Regions from separate parts of the Homo sapiens genome. Here region 1 is linked to region 2. Evidence: chromatin contacts called from ENCODE Hi-C or POLR2A ChIA-PET data. All regions are on one chromosome and are shown on one strand. Each heading gives the region's core, a stretch centred on a gene start or an enhancer-like site at or near the end of the contact. The rest is flanking DNA. Distances are from core to core; before and after follow the strand shown.

The links. Hi-C counts contacts between places; a loop is a spot of excess contacts on that map. ChIA-PET counts read pairs that join two places held with the same protein, here RNA polymerase II (POLR2A). Pooled maps may share reads with other maps.
Region 1: a map of CD14-positive monocyte shows a loop between it and region 2 (4-fold over the local background). The contact joins two enhancer-like sites. A Hi-C loop is called at or near these places in 12 of 168 maps with a recorded cell type or tissue (CD14-positive monocyte, CD4-positive, alpha-beta T cell, CD4-positive, alpha-beta memory T cell and 7 more), 11 of 37 single-sample maps with no recorded cell type and 17 of 50 pooled maps. POLR2A ChIA-PET finds 5 or more read pairs at or near these places in 27 of 52 experiments (AG04450, BJ, CD4-positive, alpha-beta T cell and 21 more).

Annotation. Positions count from the first base shown.
Region 1 is chr4:6,890,881-6,893,961 of GRCh38, forward strand. No RefSeq gene overlaps it. Among named protein-coding and RNA genes, the nearest start is that of TBC1D14, 17 kb to the right of the region's middle. RefSeq lists an enhancer at 1,738-2,294. Within about 2 kb of position 1,476, at least 17 of the 41 ENCODE cell types and tissues checked have a DNase peak (open chromatin) inside an H3K27ac peak, as active enhancers do; they include CD14-positive monocyte, where a contact is called at or near this core.
Region 2 is chr4:6,937,652-6,940,351 of GRCh38, forward strand. The region is part of intron 2 of TBC1D14 (TBC1 domain family member 14); the gene reads left to right. Among named protein-coding and RNA genes, the nearest start is that of TBC1D14, 29 kb to the left of the region's middle. RefSeq lists a silencer at 1,186-1,235 and enhancers at 1,949-2,526, 2,527-2,700, 2,668-2,700. Within about 2 kb of position 1,412, at least 9 of the 41 ENCODE cell types and tissues checked have a DNase peak (open chromatin) inside an H3K27ac peak, as active enhancers do; they include CD14-positive monocyte, where a contact is called at or near this core.

The DNA of each region.
Region 1 (3,081 bases), core at 226-2,725, 47 kb before region 2:
GCCTGTCAACTGGTGGCATCCAGCGTTTATGGAACAAATGATGCTGGTACCCAGGGATGCCCTGGGACTCCTCCCACCTGGGGTGAAAGTCATTCAAACAATGAGGGGATGCCCCCCAAATTCAACAGAGTGCCACCCTGTATTAGGCCATTCTCACACTGCTACAAAAAAAATACCTGAGACTGGGTAATTTATAAAGAAAAAAAGGCTTAACTGGCTCATAGTTCCACAGGCTCTACAGGAAGCATGATGCCGGCATCTGCTCGGCTTTTGGGGAGGCCTCAGGAAGCTTCCAATCATGGCAGAAGGGGAAGGGGAAGCAGGCATGTCTTTTTTTTCGAGACAGAGTTTCGCTCTTGTCACCCAGGCTGGAGTACAGTGGCATGATCTCAGCTCACCGCAACCTCCGCCTCCTGGGTTCAAGCGATTCTTCTGCCTCAGCCTCCTGAGTAGCCGGAATTGCAGGCATGTGCCACCACGCCTGGCTAATTTTTGTATTTTTAGTAGAGATGGGGTTTCTCCATATTGGTCAGGCTGGTCTCAAACTCCCGACCTCAGGTGACCCGCCTGCCTCGGCCTCCCAAAGTGCTAGGATTACAGGCATGAGCCACCGTGCCCAGCCTAAAGCAGGCATGTCTTACGTGGCCGGAGCAGGAGGAAGTGGGGGCAGGGGATGTGCCACACACTTTTCAACAACCGGCTGGCACTAGAACTCACTATTGCAGAGATGGCACCAAGCCACGAGGGATCCACCTCCATGACCCAAACGCCTCCCATCAGGCCCCACCTGCAAGATTGGGGATTACAATTCAACAAGAGATTTGGGCAGGAACAAAATGTCCAAACTCTATCATAGTCCAAGGGTTGTGTTACTAAGGTTTACTTTCAGCTTGTTGACTAGGCAGCAAGGAGTTCCATGGCCCAGTTTGAAAGTATTTAGAAGAATGAGGTAGTCACCGTAGCCCCTCTCCAGGGTTAGGCCCCAAGCTGTTACATACAGGGTTTGGAAACTTTTATTCAATAACATATATCAAGGACCTACTACGTACTAGGCCCTAACCCTGATGCTGGTAATACATTTTATTTTTCTGAATCAGTCACCCTCCCTCAGCTCTAGTTCTCTGGCAATGATAGCATCACAACTTCCTCTTTAACCTCTCCTAGATAAACTCCAGAGGGCCTCCCCAGCCTGCCTGCTGCACCCTCTTTCTCCACTTTTCAGGAGTTTGAGGGATTTGGGCTGAAGCCCCACTCTCTGCATGAGAAGATGTGTCATTATCTTGCCCCCAAATTCCCCAGCCTGGTGGCCCCCCAGGAGCCTCATGAAGTCAGCAGGCCGCTCCCGGCTCTGTCCTGACCAGCAGCGTGGGGCAGGGTGGGCAAGGAGGGAGGCACAGTCAGGGTTTATACACTCAGGGTGCAGCCCTTCCTGCAGAATAAGTGACGCGTTTCATCTGGAGGAGACACAGAAGGGTCCGTTTCCACCCCATGACTCTGCAGATGCGCCACTGACAGTGTGTGGTTTCCTTCTTGGCAGCGTCCAGCTCTCCGGCAAGTGGCTGCAGATCAAAGAAAGCAGCGGAAACCTCTAGGGGACACAGCCTCCCAGGGACTGTGAAGCTGAACAGGGCGTGGCGGGAGGAGCCCTGGCTGACAGAAATGCACCCCCTCCCCTTTTCCAGGGTCAAGCCCCACTCCCAGCCCTGTGGGAGGAGGGAGCAGGAAGAACCCAGTGTGTGGCGCCAGAGTGCCTGGCTCGAAATTAATCCTGGTTCCCACTGTGTGGCCTTCGGCAGGTCATTCGCCCTCTGCAAGCCACCCTTTTCTCCTCTGTAAAACTGGAGTTTTAGCACCCGGGACTGAGGGGCCTGGCACACATGGGTGCTCCACAGGTGCCAGTTTCTTCCTCGGTGCCCCCTAAAATCAGCTGCTCAAGCCATACCAGAAGTATGGTCTATCAGAATGTGAACTTCAGTGTCACAGCTGGGTTTGGCTGGGATGGGTATGGCGATGTGGGAAGAAACGAGAATAGAGGGATGGCTGGGGCACCTTGAATGCTTCCTGGCGGCATCTGGATTTCACCCTGGAGGCAGCAGGGGGCACAAAAACGTTGTAAGCAGGGGCACCATTTGTGTCCTGGGCAAGCAGTGGTCTCCGAGGTGAGGGATTTCAGAATCTGCTGGTGCATTCTGGGTACCACGGCTCACACCTGTAATCCCAGCACTTTGGGAGGCTGAGGCAGGAAGATCGCTTGAGCCCGCAAGTTGGAGAGCAGCCTGGGCAACATGGCAAAATCCCATCTCTACAAAAAATACAAAAAAATTTAGCTGAGCACGGTGGCACATGCCTGTAGTCCCAGCTACTTGGGAGGCTGAGGTACGAGGATCACCTGAGCCCAGAAAGTCAAGGCTGCAGTGAGCCGTGACAGACTCTGCACCCCAGCCTGGGGGACAGAGTGAGACCCTGTCTCTAAATAAATAAAAACAAAAAAACAAATCATGATAAAAAAAAAATACTGCCTGTTGAACAGGTCTGGGAAAAAAAATCCACTGATGCATAGCAGAGAATCTGCTAGAAATTCTGTAGCTTTTCAAAGAAGATCACCATGGTATTTTCTTCCTTCTCACAGTTGGATGAGCTCACTGTACAAATGTGAATGGAGCACTGGGCTGCTGACTGGGCATGGGTTTGGCCTGGTGCAGGGATGGCTGAGCTGGGGTCCTGTGCAGGCCACTGCCCTCCTCTGCCCTGAGTGTCCTTGTCTGGAGAAAATGGAGATCACCCACCCCAGCTCCAGCGTGGCAGTGAGTTTGGTTACTCATTCATGGAAGGGAAGGCCCTTTGTAACTGTACACGAGGAATTAGCAAAGTCATCGTTGCAATACACTGAAAAAAAAACCAGGTCTCACCACTGTGCAACCCTAACATAAACCACGTGCGGTATGTGGCCTTTGGACCCAGATTTAACAAACTGTAAAAAGACACTGTTAGAGAAACACTGGGCTAGCGGGAGATACTGAGGAATTGTCAGTGTTATTAGATATGCTGGCAGTATTATGACTACACTTCCAAAAAAGTCTT
Region 2 (2,700 bases), core at 162-2,661:
CCAGCCATGTTTTTTGCACAGGTACACGTGCAGGGCAGGCTTGTCTTTGAGCTAAGTGTGTACAGGGAAGGGAGAGAGAGGCAGGGCTCAGGGACGTGTGAGGGTGATTACATTGGGGCATGGATTCTCCGGGCGGTGGAAGGAGGGTGGATTAGAGAAGCAGGATGGAGACCCTGAAGCCTGGAGGGTAGTGGGGGGTCGTCACCGTGTGGGCGGGGAGGCTCCAGTCACACAGCCGGCTGGGAGTGGAACCTGCAGGGTCAGTTTCCACCACGTCTGACGTAGGCTCCCCCCGGGGCCGTTGCATTGCTGATTGAGCCGCATCTGGTGAGCCTGGTCCAGGAGTGTTGGAGAAAGGAAGTGGAGGTCTTCATTCCACTCCTCCCGGGTGCTGGGTGGGGAGAGGGAGGCAGCAGTGCCGTCCCGGGCGTTGTGGTGGTGGGCGCTACTTTGCTGGGCTGGCCTTGCCGAGACACAGCTTCTTCCCATGGTGTAAGAGCCTCCCCATTTGTGAACAGCACCCCATCCTCAGGGAGAGCTTGTCTGGGGGAGGACCGTGGGGATCAGCCCTGACTGTTGGCTGTGCAGATCCCTCTTCTGGGGGCTGCCTGGTGGCCCCAGTGCTAGGAGCTGCATGAGACAGTGGTGCCATGCTCGGCCACCCTGCCCTTGGGTGGACATAACCTCACATGCTCCTCTGGAGAGGGCCAGGCCAGGATAGCAAGGGGGGAAGTCAATGCCAAGAGGAAACATCTGGGAGGAACAGGGATCGTGGTCACACGAGCGTGAGGCGCCACTTCCTCTTCTTCAGTCCTTGGCCCTCTCCAGGGGATCCCAGCCTCACTCCCAGCTGGCTGCCCACAGCAGGTGTCCCCTTGGCCTTCCCACCAGGCACCAGCCTGGCAGCTCCCCCTCCCCAGGACCAGGTCTGCAGAGAGGTGGGGCTCGCTCATTCAGGGACGCCTTCTCACTGCTTCTCTGAGGATCCACATCCCTAGATCATTTCTGCAGATGTTTAGCCACTGCCAGGAAGCCCTCTCCAGCCTCCATGAGAGGACCAGCCTTGCCTCGCGGGCCTTCTGTGTGCCTCGTGGATCCCGCATTCACCCAGGGGGCACAGGAGAGATGCCGGGGTGAGCATGTCTGTCACCACAGCTGTGCAGGGGCTGTGGCTCGGGCTGGCCTCCCAGGGGCCCAGTGTTCCATTGTTTCAGGTCATTGGGTTCCTCCCCTGCAGCCGCACTCTGAAGAGTATCCGTCCCGGCTGCAGGAGTGGAGATCTGGTTGTGCAGTAGTGCAGCAGCGGCGCCATCCCCCAGGCTCTGTGGGCTGGCCTGAGTGCTGCATGGGAAAGCACCGTGGACACCATGGGGAAGAGATGCTAGTGAAACCCTCTCCGGCTCAGCCGGTGGCCTCTTCCTCATCAGCAGTGGACGGCATCCTGGCTCTGCCACCCACTCCCTCTGCATCTGGGGCAAGTCGCTTTGCAGACACAGCTTTCCCACGTGTGAAATGCAGAGTTGCGTCAGGCGGTCTCGGCATCTTCCAGCAGGAAGAACCTTCTGGAATCAGCAGTAGTCCCTGCTGTCCTCCTGCAGGCCTGGAGACCCCTCCTGGAATGGTTTTCCTGCCTGCCTCTTCCTGCTGCATAAATGAGAAGAATCCACAGGAGCCCCCCCCAGGAAGAATGGCCCCCTTTGCTGTGTGTCGACTCCCAGCTCTGTGGCTGGGGCACCTCTCATGCGCAATGCCACCCGACCAGGTCCCCCCCAGAAGCATGCGCACCCCTCGAGGGACTGCCTCTCACTTATTGTACGCTGGTGCTCATTAGAACTCAGCAAGTGCTTGCCAGATGGTTGAATTCAGACGTCATCCCTTTTCTTAGAGATTATCTGCCCGAGGACCCGGTCCTGGGGATGTAGTGGTCAGCATACCTGCGTCAGTCTTGGGGATGTAACGGTCAACACACCCACTTCTCCCAAATCAAAGCACCCAACGGCAAGATAGTCGACTGAGACCACACTGCAGAGACTGATAAGGGATGCTCAGTGCCAGGCTGTGAGTCCTGTGGCAGAGTTCCTGAGGAGAGGGGTGGGGGTGGGGTGGTGGTGTGGAGGTGGCATGGGAAAGCTGGGAGAGGCTCCACTTTACACAGGGGGGTCAGGGAGGGCTTTGGTGGGAAAGCAGCATTTGAGCAAAGATGTGAGTGGTGTGCGGGTGAAGCGTGTTCTTCCGAAGGACACAGTGGAGACGAAGGCCCTGAGGCCGGCGGGGACTGGCCTTGCTTTTCAGGCGTCACGACCTACACCAGGCTCCTTGAGAAATGGGCACCAGCGGCCTGTGCCCCTGGCTCCCGCGGCACCTCACGCATGCTCAGCAGAGTCATCCCTTTTGGCTGCCTGGAGTCGTATATTGGGGCGCAGCTGGTGCTTTAGTTACTAGAATATCAAACTGCCGTCCAGTGTGTTAGCCACTAGCCCCATGTAGCTATTTAAATTGAGTTAAAATTACCCGAAATGGAAAATTCAGTTTCTTAGTCACTCTGGCCAGTCAGGCGCTCAGTAGCCACATGTGGCTTGTGGCCACCCCGTTGGGCGGCTCAGATTAGTACATTTCCACCATGCAGGAAGTTCTGTTGTTCAGCCCTGGTCTGTGGGACAATCTGTGACTTGAACCTTTGTTGTTCTTGATGTGTAACAG